2 separate regions of the Homo sapiens genome follow, and region 1 is linked to region 2. Evidence: chromatin loops called from intact Hi-C (ENCODE). Cell type or tissue: ascending aorta. All regions are shown on one strand. Links, peaks and the distances in the headings refer to the core of each region. The heading gives the core; the rest is flanking DNA.

Region 1 (8,350 bases), core at 1,976-6,975, 120 kb after region 2:
GGAGTGCAGTGACACGATCTTGTCTCACTACAGCCTCTGCCTCCCAGGCTCAAGCGATCTTTTCAACTCACCCTTCTGAGTAGCCAGGACTACAGGTGTGCACCACCATGCCCAGCTAATTTTTTCCTTGTAGAGACAAGCTTTGTTATTTTTTGTACAGACGAGGTTTCATCATGTTGCTCAGGCTAGTCTCGAATCCTTGGGTGCAAGTGATCTGCCTGCCTTGGCTTCCCAAAGTGCTGGGATTACAGGCATGCAGCACTGCACCTGCAAACTGAGACTGCCTTTTTCTAGTAGGTTATTTTGGTGACCAGATGGACGGCTGTTGTTCTTTGTCTAAAACCATCCTCTCCCACCCGTGTTTCTACCCCTGCCTGAATCCATCAGAGATGAGCACATAACTTATGCCAGCTAAACAGGGTCCTTTTCCAGGGCCCTGCAGCCAGCAGCAGAAAGTCTCTGCTTTTTATGGTGTTAAGCTGCCTGTCAGAAAGGACAGACCTGAGCTCTAGCCCCTGGTCTTGAGGAAAATAACGAAGAGAATGATCCCCACAGAGATGTCAGAGTGAATCTCACAGTGCCCAGGTTCCTGGGGCCAGGCCACCTCTACCTGCAGCTAGAATGTAAACCAACGATTCCCTTTAGTGTCTGTTTGGAGTTCAGTTGTCATTCACAACTCCAAGTCTTTCCAAAGATGTTACGGGTGTTCACCTTTCCACTGCCACAGTCTTGTCCAGTGTCCTCTCCCGACCACCAGGAACCCTAGAAACAGCTTTGGGTATTGCGAAAGAGGCAGGAGGTGAGGCCTCTGATGATTGCCATTTCAAAGGTTTCCCCTGCCTTTTAATCTTCCATAATGTACACCTCTGCAACTTGGCCTCTGTGATTCCCAGAAGCTTCAACTATTCCAGATTTCACATTTACTTTGAAACTCCAGTTACATGGATTTTCTTTTTTTCTTCTTTTTTTTTGAGATGAAGTTTCACTCTTGTTGCCCAGGCTAGAGTGCAATGGCACGATGTTGGCTCACTGCAACCTCTGCTTCCCTGCAACCTCCACCTCCCAGGTTCAAGCAATTCTCTTGCCTCAGCCTCCCTAGTAGCTGGGGTTACAGGCACCCGCCACCTCACCAGGCTAATTTTTTTTTTTTTTTTTTTTTTTTGAGATGGAGTCTCCCTCTATCACCAGGCCAGAGTGCAGTGGCACCATCTCGGCTCACTGCAACCTCCGACTCCCTGGTTCAAGCAATTCTCCTGCTTCAGCCTCCCGAGTAGCTGAGATTACAGGCATGCAACACTACGTCCAGCTAATTTTTGTATTTTTAGTAGAGTTGGGGTTTCACTGTGTTGACCAGGATGGTCTCGATCTCCTGACCTCGTGATCCGTCTGCCTCAGCCTCCCAAAGTGCTGGGATTACAGGCGTGAGCCACTGCACCCGGCCTAATTTTTGTATTTTTAGTAGAGATGGGGTTTCACCATGTTGGCCAGGGTAGTCTCGAACTCCTGACCTAAGGTAATCCACCCACCTCGGCTTCCCAAAGTGCTGGGATTACAGGCATGCAACACCGCGCCCAGCCTGGATTTTCTATGTTAGCAGGAAACTAGGTTCCTATCTGGTGGGCCATAAATCACAGTGGCTACAGGGAGAAAGCACAGAAAAGTAAGAAGAAAAGTCTAATCCAAAGCCATTTTGGATTAGAAAGTACTAATCCAAAGCCATTCATCATCATACTACAAAACTACCAACACGGCCACTACTCCAGCCAGGTTTACTACGTGCACAGCTCCATGCTAAATCCTTTCCATGTATCCCTCATGGCAGTCCTATGAAGGATACCCTGTTGTCCTCCCCATTTAACAGAGAGGTTAAGAAATGTGAAATGAGGCCGGGCACGGTGGCTCACGCCTGTAATCCCAGTACTTTTGGAGGCTGAGGTGGGTGGATCACGAGTTCAGGAGTTCGAGACCAGCCTGAGCAACATGGTGAAACCCCCGTCTCTACTAAAAATACAAAAAAATTAGCTGGACGTGGTGGCGGGCACCTGTAATCCCAGCTACTTGAGAGGCTGAGGCAAGAGAATGGAGTGAACCCAGGAGGCAGAGCTTACAGTGAGCTGAATCATGCCACTGCACTCCAGCCTGGGCGACAGAGCGAGACTCTGTCTCAAAAAAAAAGGAAAGAAAGAAATGTGAAACAAGGCCGGGTGCAGTGACTCACACCTGTAATCCCAACACTTTGGGAGGCCGAGGCAGGTGGATCACTTGAAGCCAGGAGTTTGAGACCAGTCTGGCCACCATGGTGAAACCCTGTCTCTACTAAAATTACAAAAATTAGCCAGGCGTGGTGGCGGACACCTGTAATCCCAGTTACTGGGGAGGCTGAGGCAGGAGAATCACTTGAACCCGGGTGGCAGAGGTTGCAGCGAGCCAAGATCATGCCACTGCACTCCGGCCTGGGTCACAGAGTGACACCCTGTCTCCAAAAAAATAGAAAGAAAGAAATATGAAACAAGCCACTCTGCTCTTAACTAGAGAATCAACCCAGGCTGCCTGGTTCCTTCCTGAGACCTGTGCTCCTGCCAGTTCCTCTTCAGTCCTAGGAAAAAGGTGGAGGGAAAGTGGAGGAGCAGGCAATCCCTTTCTCCACTCCTCATCATCCCAGTTATGTCTTATTAGTTGAAACAGTGTCTCGCTCTGTCACCCAGGCTGGAGTGCGGTGGCATGACCATAGCTCACTGCAGCCTTGAACTCTGGGCTCAAGCGATTCTCTCACCTCGGTCTCCTGAGTAGCTAGAACTACAGGCATGACCACCCCGTCCCGGCTAATTTTCTTATTATTATTATTTGTAGAGACTGAGTTGCACTGTGTTGCCCAGGCTGGTCTCAAATTCCTGGCTTCAAGAGATCTTCCTGCCTCAGCCTCCCAAACTGTTGGGATTACAGGTATGCGTCACTGTGCCTGGCCATAAGGTCATTTTATATTCTGTTGTCTATCACCATCAGTACAATCACTACCATATGCTGAGCCAAGTCCTGCCGATCGCAGAGCTTAGGGCTCAGAATCCCCAGGATCCTGGGGGGTAGTGAAGCTGGGAGGGGTCATGCCCCCAGGCCAGGGACTGACCAAGGAGAATCGAAAGGAAACCTAGCCCAGAAATTCCAAGAGAACATGCTGCAGAGCCGGACACCTTCACGTGCCCCCAGCAAGATGATGTGGCCCTGAGAGAGGAGCGGACCAGAGGGTACACCTGACAGCAGAGGCAAGTTAGGAAGTCCGGGGACAGTCCTAACTCTGGATAGCAAAGATTTAATTTCAAGCATAAGGCAGCCCTGGAAAAGCAATTGACTGCCACTGAGTATTGATGAAGCTAGCACTTACTGCAGGCTGTGGCGGGCACAGTTCCAAACAAGAGCCCCGTTCTAAAGATGGGGAAACTGAGGTATCGGCATTTAGACATCACAGACCTTACTTCAGGGCCGCTGGACAGGGGTCAGGCAGGCCCTGGAGCACAGGTGGCCATGGGAGTGAAGGCAGAGGGACTGGGGCAGAGGACTGGTGGGGTGGTCAGTTCTGGGGCCTGAGCTGAAGAAGTCGGGAGCGGGGCGTGGCGTGGCGTTTCCACGCCCATGGATTTTAGACAGCTGTTCCGGGGGAGGAGGCGAGCCCACCGAGGATGCTGAGTCATGTTGACCGGCGAAGGCGAGGGGACCACGCCTCTGGAGCTACCGGGGTTGGCTCATCGCCTCCGGGGAGGCCACGGAGCAGGTGTAGGCGGGGTTGAGCGCAGGCGCGGATGGGGCGGGGGTAATGCGCACGCGTGTGCGTGTGGGCCAGCACGTCCGGGTGGTCAGGACGCGCGCTTGTGCGCATGTCCCCGCGCAGGGTCGGGCGCTGGGGTGTGGAGACTGAACCTTGCAGACACCCGGGTCCGCACGTCTGGGATGGACGTGGTGAGTGCACGTGCGCACGCGCTGCGTAGGGGCGGCTGCGCTCATGCGCACATCGGGAGTGGTGCTTGGAGAGGCCACCTACTCACCGCGCCCCCAAGAGGCCGGGGGTTTGTCCCTGGTGTTGGCCCTACCCTGCGCGATCCAGTCTTGTCGTTTCGGGGCTTCATTACCAGAGCCCCGTGAATCCTTTGCTAGATGCTTAAAAACATTTTCCCCATTGTACATAGCTGTTTCCACGAGAATAAAAAGCTTTACATTTATTTGAGGCCTGCTTGGGCCTATCCGCAGCTCCACCGTAGTGCTAATCCCCTCCCAGTCCTGGAACAGCCCAGATGATGTATTTAATAGTATTCTTTTAGCCCAACGCGAGAATGTTTTCGTCTGGTTGTTTTTGTTTTTCGTTTTTAGAGACAGTCTCGCTATATTACCCAGGCTGGAGTGCAGTGTCAAGATCTCGACTCACTGCAGCCTTGAACTCCTGGGCTCAAGTGATCCTCCCACAGTGCTGGGATTACAGGCGTGAGCCACCGCACCCGGCCTCTAGTTCTGTCTTTTTGCTCAGTATTAGAATTCGTAAGTTCTGGCCCCAGCAACTCGTCCTTTCATCTGTCTCAAGTTGCACTGTGGTGGTCACAGGAGCTGTCCTGCACCTTGCACATGTGGCCATGAACAAGACTCGCTCCTTGCTCTCATGGGGCCTTCATTCCAGTGAGACACAAATGCAAACACAAAATTCCAGAAGAGTGCTGAGTGCTATCATGAGAAACGAAGACAGGCTGGAAGATGGGCTCTGACCCCAGAAAACCGATGGAGAGGCCCAAGCAGCCTTGGGAGCAACAGGCAAGTTGGAGGACACACGGCAAGGCTACTTGGAAGTAGGGGAGGGTGCATGGGAAACCCTGAGGCTGTGGGGGGAGAGGCAGGAGCCAGGTGAAGTCCAGGTAGATGGCAGTGGAGATGTAAGAACATGGTGGAATTTTTTTGTTTTTGAGACGGAGTCTTGCTCTGTCCCCCAGGGTGGAGTGCAATGGTGAGATCTCAACTCACTGCAACTTCCGCCTCCCAGGTTCAAGCGATTCTCTGGGATTATAGGCACCTGCCACCATGCCCAGCTAATTTTTGTATTTTTTAGTAGAGATGGGTTTTCACCATGTTGGTCAGGCTAGTCTCGAACTCCTGACCGCGGGTGATCCGCCCGCCTCAGCTTCCCAAAGTGCTGGGATTACAGGCGTGAGCCACCGCGCCTGGCCAGAACATGGTGGAATTTGAGTGTGCTTGGGAATACACTTATAGGACTTGCTGATTAGTTGAATGAGGAAATAAAAGAACGAAGAATATCTTCTGGGATTTCAGCCTGAGCAACTGGGTTGCTGGTGGATGGTGGTTCTCTTATCAAGGATGGGAAAGATGGGTTGTCTCCCCTAAAATACTGAGTTTTAAAGGCAGGGACTGTATCTTTGCAGTCCTGGCTCCTAGCAAGGGCCTAGCCCTTATATGACATTCGTGAATGTTGAAATGAATGTGACACGCCTGAAACAATCCTTCTCCCTCACCTAGGCCCACATCTCCAAGTCAATATTCCAGTACAAGCCACATCCAGTCCCCTCACTGACACACACAGGCCTGGGCCCAGGAGCTCACCCCTGTGCTGTAAGGCTAGGTGCATGTGTTATTTCCAGAGTCTACCCTTGGAGGTGCCTCAGACTCCTGGGTACCTGTCGCTGGGAGGTAGCCAGTCATGCTGTCCACATACATGCTTTTGGGCAGTAGAGAAGCTGATCATTGGGAAGGTTTATTTCCTGTCTCCACAACAGGAGGCAGGTCACAGCAGTGGCCACACAGTGCACAAAAGGCCATCCCCTCACAGCCGCATGGTTGGCATGCAGCATCTCAGCCTCCAAACTGGAAGCCCCCTATCCAAGGAGCCCCCAGGTGGGAGAGGAAGGTCACAAGCCTCCCAAGTACCTCAAGATGCCTGCGCATCCTCCCCCATTTCTCAGATGGGCCAAGGCCTGTGAAGCCCTTGCAGTAGTAGCTCAGGTGTAGCATCTGCTCAGCTTCCCTCCCCACTCATTTGCACACAGCCAGAGCTGCGGGACTTCTGCCCTCTGGCCTCCAGCACTGCTGTGAATCAGAACTAGTCAAGAGAACTGGGTGCTTGTGTTAAATGGGAACACTCTGGAATAAAATATGGGCTTTTTTAAAGAGATGGGGTCTCACTATGTTGCCCAGGCTGGTCTTGAACTCCTGGCCTCAAGCAATCCTCCCAGGTCAGCCTCCCAAATTGCTGGGATTACAGGCGTGAGCCAGCACACCCAGCCCCTGCTAGCTTTTTAATATGAACTTCCAGTGTATTCTTGAGCACTCTCAGGCAACATGGCCGTTACCGAGCAACTTTGTCCTGAGGTGCATTTGGAAGGCTCTGGGACTTGGTCCCCATGCTCAACTTCAGGGCACCTTGGCAGAAAGAAGAGTGGTTCCTACACCAGCAGCTTATATATTAATGCCCACATTACTCCATTTTCTTCAGGTCGTCAAAAAAGGTTCCACTGAGGTGCTGTCTTTCTGTAAATGAAAATGAGCTGAAATGCTCCTGTGACCTGCCCTCCATTTGTGGGTCTCATGATACTATCTTTCTTCTGCTTAACACGATGGCATCATCCAGTGAGACAGGTCCTGTTTTTGTTTTTTTCTTTTTTTCTTTTTCTTTTTTGAGACAGAGTCTCACTCTGTTGCCCAGGCTGGAGTGCAGTGGAGCAGTCTTGGCTCACTGCAACCTCTGCCTCCCGGGTGCAAGCAGTTCTCCTGCCTCAGCCTTCCAAGCAGCTGGGATTACAGGTACCTGCGACCATACCACCTAATTTTTTGTATTTTTAGTAGAGATGGGGTTTCGCCATGTTGGGCAGGCTGGTCTTGAACTCCTGACCTCATGATCTACTGTCTCAGCCTCTCAAAGTGGTGGGATTATAGGCGTGAGCCACAGTGCCTGGCTTTTTTTTTTTTTTGGAGACAGCCCCATCGTTCTGTCGCCAGGCTGGAGTGCAGTGGTGCGATCTCGGCTCACTGCAACCTCTGACTTCCTGGTTCAAGCGATTCTTCTGCCTAAGCCTCCTGAGTAGCTGGGATTACAGGCACACGCCACCATGCCCGACTAATTTTTGTATTCTTAGTAGAGATGGGGTTTCACCATGTTGGCCAGGATGGTCTCGATCTCCCGGCCTTGTGGTCCACCTGCCTCAGCCACCTACAGTTCTGGGATTACAGGTGTGAGCCACTGCGGCCGGCAGAGACAGGTCCTTCTTATCCCTGTAAGGCACAGTATCTCTGCCATAGATTGGGTCCCTGGTTTGGGAAGAGGGTAAAACAAGCCCTCATTCTTGGGTCTCGTCATTGGACAAGCTGGCTGGGCAAGTCACAGCATCCACATTTGGTGGAACATGGGTGTTGGTAGACCCCAACCCAGAGAGCTTGCACCCTTGCAGAGGACGTCTCCTTCACTACTGCACTGGCTCCCCCTGCACAGGGGCCTAAACCAGCTTGGGCCTTAGGGAAGCCAATAGGGGAGGCGTAGCTGCTTGTTCTCCCTCCTGCCCATCCACTTCAGCTCACCGTAATATCCCAAGTGGTCTTCCCCTTGCTAGAATCAGAGGACAGGCTGACCTAAAAACCAACTCAGTATGCAGCTTTTCAAAGCAATGAGTCAGGCAGGGCTTTTGACATAATGTCCTCTGCAGTTCATTTTAAACAAGGATACAAAGTATTATTAAATGTATATTTTTAATAAAGCCAATAGTTATTTTACTTATAGGAGCTTTAAAAGATACAAAATGTAGAGTTCCAGTTTGGAAGCATTGTAACTATACACACAATGTCCTGCTGATGCCCTAGCAAGGCACCCACGCCCAACCATGCAAAGGACACACACGTTCACACATGCACACACATGCGCTTTGGCGAGACCCCTCTGCCAAGCGCAGCACCTGGAATTACCAGTGTTCAGAGCAAGGCGGTGCCGGGAACACAGCACCTACATGGAGACCACACAAACGGCTTCACACAGTCTCACAGCCCATGGAGATGCAATTAGAAAATGTCTTCCTTAATAGAGAAAAACAAACTGGAAAGTGACAATTAGTGACGTCACCTGTGCTGGAGCATCAAGGATTGACCTCTGTCCAAGGTGAGGCCTTTGGAGAGGCACTATTAAAACATGAGTACTTCAGTATAATGGAACTCGAAATACAGGGTACTGTGGACACATTACTGAAGGAAATAGAAAACTATCTTACAAGTAGAACAGCCATAGACAACTTTAACAGAGATTAGTGTGCACACCGTGACAGCTAACACAGACAAGAGCCACGCAGGGTTGGTGCAAAGCACGTGCCTGAAAATGTCT
Region 2 (8,350 bases), core at 1,200-6,199:
AAAAATAAAGTAAACAAAATCAGGAAAGTATTACTGAATCTCAATTTCTAGTTTTTCTTGAAAACAAAATAAAAAAGGTCTATCATCACTCCTCTAACACTCTCAGGGCGCTACAACAGCCCGATCTGAGCAGCTTTTTTTTTTTTTTTTTTTTAAAGAAAAGACAGGATCTCACTCTGTCATCCAGGCCAGAGTGCAGTGGCACGATCATAGCTCGTTGCAGCCTGGAACTCCTGGGTTCAAGTGCTCCTCCCACCTCAGCCTCCCAAAGTGCTGGGATTACAGGTGTGAGCCACCGCACCCGGCCTAGCAGCTCCTCAGAAAAAAAATGTGCCACCACACCCTACCTTCTTGTATCATCTCCACATTACCTGCCTGGGACCTCAGCCACCCCTATATCATATAAAGATTCAGGGGTGTCTACAGAACACCCCCCTCCCCCGGGCTCTGCAGTACACAGGGGCCGGGAAATGGGCACTCTCCCCTGCAGAGGGCACTGGAAAGCATGCCCTTCAAAACTCAGCCCCAGCCTCTCTTCCTGGCACCTGCCTGACACGGGAGATGACAGCTCCTGGCACATCTCCCTGCTCCCAGGCCATCCAACAGGCGCCACGAGACCTGCCCAGCCACAGAGTCTCACCATGACCTCACAGATGGGAGGCGCTCTCCATCCCAAAGCAGGCGCACCTCCTCTTAGCCCACATATGCCCTCGACCACCTGAGCCCTCTGGGCTGCAACCCCAGGGGGAAGAGCGGGGCAATCTCTCATCCCGCCTGGCCTCCTCTGCTCATTCTTCCCTCTCTCTGGAATGCCCCCACCTGGCCCCTCACTGACAGACTCCTCACCCCTCAAGATCCAGTTCAGGGCCGGGCACGGTGGCTCACGCCTGTAATCCCAACATTTTGGGAGGCTGAGGCAGGCGGATCATGAGGTCAGGAGATCAAGACCATCCTGGCCAACATGGTGAAACCCCGCCTCTACTAAAAATACAAAAATTAGCTGGGCGTGGTGGCGCATGCCTGTAATCCCAGCTACTGGGGAGGCTGAGGCAGGAGAATCGCTTGAACCAGGGAGTCGGAGGTTGCAGTGAGCCAAGATCACGCCACTGCACTCCAGCCTGGCGACAGAGCGAGATTCCGTCTCAAAAAAAAAAAAAAAAAAAAAAAAAAAAGATCCAGTTCAGGGCAGCCGTGAGCTGCTGACACCATTGAACGCTCAAAGACACAAACCCCAGGACAGCCACGGTCCCAGGCATGGTGACCATCCATCCACCAAAGCCAGGTGCTTAATACAGAAGGCGGGTTGGGAAGTTCTCGCCCCAGGCCCCACAGTATACCTCTGCCCCGCTCACAATCTCACCCCAAGAGCTGTCCCAAGAACTAGAGATCAGGGGGCCTGGGCCACACTGGGAAGTGGAGGCTGTGAGGCTGCTGGGCTTTGCAGATGCACCTGCAGCAGGATTCCTTTAGGAAACATCCTATGTCCACAGCACAGTCCGGGCGAGGGCAGCCCCGTGTGACTGGCACGGTTCCCCTCTCCCGCAAAGTGGGCTTTTCTTCCCTCACACAGTCTCCCTCTCCAGCCGCTACCATCACCAAAGCCTGGGTCAGGCGGTATCCGGTGGTACCTGGGCCACTCCATCTCCCGGTTGCTGTCCACACCCATACCGTGGCGGGGCAGACGGGGAAGCACCCCTTTCTGCTCATCACGAAGCATGAAAGGATCAGATAGAATGAGAGCACCAAACGCAAAGAAGAAAAGATCAGGCCGGGCGCACTGGCTCAAGCCTGTAATCCTAGCACCTTGGGAGGCCGAGGAGGGCGGATCGCTTGAGCCCAGGAGTTTAAGACCAGCCTGGGCAACATAGGGAGACTCTGTCTCTACAAAAAAAAAAAAAAAAAAAAAGTAAGAAGAAGAAAAGCTGGGCATGGTGGTGTGCACCTGTAGTCCCAGCTTCTCGGGAGGCTGAGGCGAGAGGATCGCTTCAGCTTGAGAGGCGACGGCTACAGTAAGCCGAGGACGCGCCGCTGCACTCCAGTCTCGGCGACAGAGGAAGACCCTGTCTCAAAAAAAAAAAAAAAAGAAGAAAGAAAAAAAAAAAAGAAGAAAGAAGAAAAAATTATCAGAAAATGGCTCAGTGTGCCCATGAACCTGACTTGCCTGTTAAGTTAGGAACCGCACATCAACTCACTCGGCCAGAACCCCTCGTGTGTCGGGGGACCCAGAGGCAGGGGTGAAGCCGCTGCTGGGGATCCAGGCGCACTCACTCACCCTTTGCGCTCCCCAGTCCCCAGGGGATGCACCTTCCTCGTCCCAACCCCGTGCACTGCTGCACCCCCAGCCAGCCCCGTGCTCTCCTCCGCTGATCCGGCCGCCTACCCGAGGCAGTCTCGGAACCCCGGACCCCAGCCATGCGCGCAGGGAACTGCCGGGCCGAGCGAGCTCACCGAAGTAGTCCCGCGCCGTGCGCGCCTCGAGCGCCCGCTCCAGCTCCCGGGTGAGCGCCTCCAGCCGCCGCTCGGCCGCGCTTGGGCCGCCCTCCCGGCCAGGGGGCAGCGGGAGTGCAGGCAGCGGGAAGGGAGCCGGCCCCGCAGGCTCCGGGGAGCGAGCGGGCGCGGGGCAGGCGCCGGGCGGGAGGAAGTCAGCGTAGGCGCCGGCCGAGCCCCGGGAGCCGAGGCTGGAAACGCTGGAGCGGGCGCTGCCCACCGAAGGCGGCCCGGGACCGGGACGCGGGTCCGAGCGACCGGAGCGCGGGCTGCCGTGGCGCTGGTCGTAGCCCAGGCTGATGCCGCTGGATCGGGCGCTGCCGCCACCGCCGCCGCCGTCGGACCCCGCCAGGCTGGCCCGTGGGCTGCCCGCAGGCTGCGCGCTGAGCTCCGGAACCGCCGCGCGCCGGGGACCCCGCTCCCCGCGGCTCAGTCCGTCCGCCCCGGCCTCGGGGCCGCCGCTGCCCTTCCCTCTGCGGCCCAGCGCGGGCGCCGCCTCGTCTCCAGGCCCAGGCCGCGGCCCCCGCCGCCCCCGACCGGGAGAGCCGCACCCGGGCTCCAGCTCCCGCAGGGCCAGCCCGGCCAGGAGTAGGGCCGCCTCGTCCGCGCCCGCCCTGGAGCGCTGCATGGCCCGGCCCGCCGGCCCTGGCGCGTCACCTCCGCCTCCGCTTCCCGCCGCCGCTCCGGCCGGGCCGCCGCATCGTCCGCCCGAAGCCCGGAGCCCGCCCCGGGACCCCTGGGCGCGGGGCGGGGCGGGGCCGGCGCCGGGCCGGGGTCGTTCCGGCGGCCACGCGCGGGCCGGGGGACGCGGCGCCCTGCTCGGCGGCGCGCGCGGCGGAGGAATGTAAGCTCCCAGGCGCCGGGCCGCGCCCCCTCCTCGCCGCGGCCTCGCGCGGGGCGGAGGGACTCCTTTGCGGGGGCAGGAATGCGAGGAAGGAGACGGCGCTGCGGCCTCTGGAATGTGGGGGGAGTGGCGGCGGCCGCGCTGCGCCGGGACCTCGGAGGGGCGTGGAGGCCGGGCCAGGACGCAGGGGCGGGCGGCGGAGGCACCGCGGGGAGAGCCCAGGGTCTGCGGGGCGCCCGGGCCGTCGGGCCGCTGGGAAGAGCTCGGATTTCCGCAGGCTGAGCTGGAGGCAGCTGGCGCCATCCGGGCCGGAGAGATCCAAGCAGTCGACAGCTTTCCCCACATCCCGCCCCATCTCCCTTCCCTGCGCCGCCTTGCTCTCCGGCGCTGCAGGGCCGACCCAGCTCAGCTTGGAACCCACGGCGCTTCGCCCGTCCCGCGCCCAGGAATACTGTGCGCCTAGCGCAGATGCGTCCCCACGACCCCCTGCCTGGCCCGGGGCCATGTGGCCGCGCACCGGCCTCTGAAGCCCCCATCTGACTGCTGGGGAAGGCGCCCAGAACTAGGAGCGGGTTGGTTGGGGACTGGTCCTCGCGCTGGGTCGCTTCGCCCAGGCCCCCAAGGCCAGGCTAGAAGCAGGCCTCAGGCTCAGAGCCGGTGGGCGGCGAGCCTCCCCTGTGGCCATCACAGGCAGTCCCCGTGAAATATGGGGACTCCTCCCTTTTCCAGCACCTGCATCCAGGGTGGTGGGTGAGGCTTCGAGGGGAGGTCCTGGAACCAGCGGGGCCATAGGGGCCACATAGGTGGGGAATCGAGAGGTGACTAGGGCTTCGTGCCCAAGGACACAACTAAAATCCCTTGTACAAGTCACACGGCTATAGGGAAGAAAACCAAACCGTTATCTGTCAGGGCCTGATGGATCCAAGAAAAGTGTTGCGTGAGAGAGTACTGTTTTCCAGGCCCTCTCTGCTCAGAGATTTTCGGGAAGGCGCCTACAGTGGCTCAGCGCGCAGGGAGCCCGCACGGGAACTGTCCCGGCCAGACCGCCCAGGGCAGTGTGGCCTCAACACCACTGAGCACCCGCTGGGGCCGCTAACCCCAGCACCTTCCCATAGCCTGCGGAGTTCCAGCCCCTGCCCCACCAGGGTAGGGGAAGTGGAAGCAAGCATTTCGTGTGCGCGGAGGGTGGGGGAGTTGCGCTGTTTTGTTTTTTTCAGACAAGGTGTCGCTCTGTCCCCCAGGCTGGAGTACAGTGGTGTGATCACAGCTCACAGTGATCACACACACCCCAGAGTCTCAACCTCCTGGGCTCAAGCAATCCTCCCACCTCGGACTCCTGAGTACGTAGGAGTACAGGCGCACACCACCACACAAAACGCTGAGATTACAGGCATGAGACTCCGTGCGGGGTCTAGAAGCCAGCATTTGGGAGAGCAAATACCCAGGGAAGCCAGGACATGAAAAATGGTCTACCTTTCAAATGAGAAAGGAAAAGCCAGTTCAGTCATATCACATTTCATGGACTGCATTATCTACTATTTAAAAATTACAATATTGGCAGGACTGTGGTGAAACAGTTGCACATATGCTACTGGTATGAGTGCAAATTGGGATATCCTTTTGGGAAGAGCAGTTTGGCGGTGTCAACATCCGCACAAACGAACACGAAACTTAGAAGCAGTAATACTGCTGCTAAACATCTATTCAAGGGAAGTTATCAAAAATGCAGACAATAATCCAATCACAACCGTGTCGTATAATCCCAACATCATTTAGGTAATCTACAGCGGTCCCCAACCTTTTTGGCACCAGGGACTGGTTTTGTGGAAGACAATTTTTCCACAGACAGGGATGGGGAGGGTGGGAATGGCTTCAGGATGATTCAAGGGCATTATATTTATTGTGCACTTTATTTCTATTATTATTACATTGTAATATATAATGAAATAATTATACAACTCACTATACCATAGAAAGAGTGGGAGCCCTGTGCTTGTTTTCCTGCAACTAGACGGTCCCATCTGGGGGTGATGGGAGACAGTGACAGATCATCAGGCATTAGATTCTCATAAGGAGCACACAGCCTAGGTCCTTCGCATGCGCAGTTCACAATAGGCTTCGTGCTTCTGTGAGAATCGTGGTGGGACTCAGGTGGTAATGCTCCCTCGCCTCTGCTCACCTCCTGCTGTGTGGCCCAGTTCCTAACAGGCGGTGGTATACTGGTCTGTGGCCCAGGGGTTGGGGACCCCTGATCTATTCTGTCCTAGGATCTCCAGCCTTCTGAAAAGATGCTCAAAGGGAGCTCTCTGCATTTAAAGGCAGCTGTTGGGCTGAGTGTGATGTAATCCCAGTGCTTTGAGAGGCCAGTATGGGAGGATTGCTTAAGGCCAAGAGTTCAAGACCAGTCTGGGAAACATAGTGAGATTCCATCCCTACAAAACATTAAAAATTAGCTGCCAATGGTGGCACATGCCTGTAGTCCCAGGTATTTTGGGAATCTAAGGCGGGAGGATGCTTGAGCCCAGGAGGTCAAGGCTACAGTGAGCAGTGAGGGCACCACTGCACTTCAGCCTAGACAACAGAACGAGATTCATCTCTACAATAAAAAACAAAAAATTAAACTGGCGCGGTGACGGGCACTTGTAGTTCAGCTGTTCGGGAGACAGAGGCGGGAGGATTACTTGAGCCCAGGAGTCTGAGGTTACAGTGAGCTATAACTGTGCCACCACACTCTAGCCTGGGTGACAGAGCAAGACCCTGTCTCTACAAAAACAATAAAGTCAAGTATTTAATAACTGTTCTGGCTGGGCACGGTGGCTCACTCCTGTAATCCCAGAACACTGGGAGGCTGAGACGGGCGGATCACTTGAGCTCAGGAGTTTGAGACCAGCCTGGCCAACATAGCGAAACCCTGTCTCTATTAAAATACAAATACAAAAATTAGCTGGGTGTAGTCGTGCACGCCTGTAATCCCAGCTACTTGGGAGGCTGAGGCACAAGAATCGCTTGAACCCAGGAGGCAGAGGTTGCAGTGAGCCAAGATGACACCACTGCATTCCAGCCTGGGTGACACAGCAATACCCTGCCTCCAGAATAATAATAATAATAATAATAATAATAATAATAATAATAATAATAATAACAACTGTTCTTTCCCCACCTGCCCACTTAGAGCTTTCAAGATTTAAACTATATTCACATCCAGGGTCAGCTAAAACCTATTACTTGCTCTACTAGTAATAAATGACAACTACAAAACCCAGAAACAACCTAAAATGTTTGATATTTACCATTAGAATAGTTTAAGTACATCCTTGAAGTGGGAAATACATTAAGCAGTTATATTCAAAAGATTTAATGAATGGCTTGGGAATCAGACTATTGTGATGTTAGGTGGATTTGAAGTAGTCTGCAGAATTGTGGGGTCTCATCTCTACATTACCCAAATGTCCCCCTGACCCCATCTTCTATCTCCTCACTCCAGGGGTATTGAGTGATCTCAACAGACTGGCTCCTTCTGTCTGAGATGCACAGTCCAGGAGAAGGATGGGGATGGGGCTCTCTCAAGGGATTTAAAGCACTGTCCATGGACTCAATGTCCAGCCCCCACTGATTCCCCCTCTGTCCTCCCCTGTTGCAGGAATGTTCTTTGTGTTCACCTCTCTCTGGGCATTTTCCTCCTGAGTCCAGTGGTGTGCTGGTAAATGTCTAACAACCAGCTCTCTGGGGAGGAATTTGTATAAATCAGGAGCCCTGATGTGTAGCATTTGCCAATTACCATGGTATAAATACTCCCAGCATGGCCAATTTCAAGCTATAAAGATGGGGCCACTGAACTGAGCTGGAAAGAAATGGGTATAACCAGTTCTTGCAAGCTGGGATAAGCTGGCTCCACACACCGCTGCCTGAGTCCCACTGTTCCAAAGGAGGGGTTTCACTACACTGTGGCTTCCAGTTTATCATCCTCTCAAGTTAACTGGTCTTCCCTTTGTTAAGCAAAGACACACTTGGAGGCCAGAACAGGACATGTTCAATCTAGTCTTGCACCATGTCCTGAACCATCATCATCATCATCTTCCCAGAACCCAGGAGCTGACCCTACCCAGACTCTGTCCACGCCATGGTGATTTTTTGTTTGTTTTTTGTTTTGAGACGGAGTTTCATTCTTGTTGCCTAGGCTGGAGTGCAATGGCGTGATATCGGCTCACCGCAACCACTGCAACCTCCGCCTCCCAGGTTCAAGCCATTCTCCTGCCTCAGCCTCCCAAGTAGCTGGAATTACAGGCATCCACCACCATGCCTGGCTAACTTTTGTGTGTGCACGTGTGTGTGTGTGTGTATGTGTGTGTATATATATGTATGTGTGTGTATATATATGTATGTATATATATGTGTATATATATGTATATGTATGTGTGTGTGTGTGTGTGTCTATATATATATATATATATATATTTTTTTTTTTTTTTTTTTTTTTTTTTTTTGGAGAGACGGGGTTTCACCATGTTGGCCAGGCTGGTCTCAAACTCCTGACCTCAGGTGATCCACCCGCCTCGGCCTCCCAGAGTGCTGGGATTACAGGCGTGAGCCACCAAGCCCAGCCTACAATGGTGATTTTTTAAGGAGCCCCTCATGCCCCTCCTTGTAATCTAGCTTCCATTAGACCTCCTTAATTGTCTGTACTGTATGGACCCCAGGTATTGACAGAATTCAGGGGTTTTCTCATGGAGTCCTAGGCCACTTATCAATCAGCTGTGACTGGATAACGGGTTATGAGGGAAGGGGAATGGCAGCCAAACTCCACAGGAAGTTTCTGGGACCCACACTTCTTTCTCCTTAGCCTATGACAGTTTTTACCCTTGTCGAATTTCCAGCACCAGTCTCTCACCTGAAGCACACACACCTTTCCAGCTCAGCTCCTGGGGGCCACTCCTCCCACACACAGCACCAGGCTCAAGATGCACGTTCTGTCCTATCCACTGGGAGGGCTTTTTCCATCCCCTCTTCTCTGAGCACCCA

What was found. Peaks named below come from ENCODE experiments on the same cell type or tissue, not always from the same donor. Only the 100,000 strongest peaks of a DNase experiment are listed, where the experiment ranks them.
Region 1: it touches region 2 in a loop (3.0-fold over the local background); 3 of 110 quality-filtered maps call a loop at or near these places.

The regions. Positions count from the first base shown.
Region 1 is chr19:34,354,926-34,363,275 of GRCh38, reverse strand. GARRE1 (granule associated Rac and RHOG effector 1) reads right to left here. Exons shown (of 14, transcript NM_014686.5): 14 at 7,710-8,350. It also overlaps a transcript of GPI not described here. Among named protein-coding and RNA genes, the nearest start is that of GPI, 6.1 kb to the left of the region's middle. RefSeq lists an enhancer at 2,750-3,356. In ascending aorta, for the core only: a CTCF peak has its summit at 4,074 (motif pointing left); a DNase peak (open chromatin) is centred at 3,845; H3K4me3 peaks cover 1,584 bases; H3K27ac peaks cover 2,344 bases.
Region 2 is chr19:34,476,740-34,485,089 of GRCh38, reverse strand. It overlaps WTIP (WT1 interacting protein), which reads right to left and starts at 3,332. Exons shown (of 8, transcript NM_001080436.2): 1 at 2,449-3,332. The coding sequence starts at 3,115. RefSeq lists enhancers at 2,294-2,948, 2,949-3,604, 3,605-4,259. In ascending aorta, for the core only: no CTCF peak of the experiment used is centred there; DNase peaks (open chromatin) are centred at 3,109 and 3,459; H3K4me3 peaks cover 3,290 bases; H3K27ac peaks cover 3,123 bases.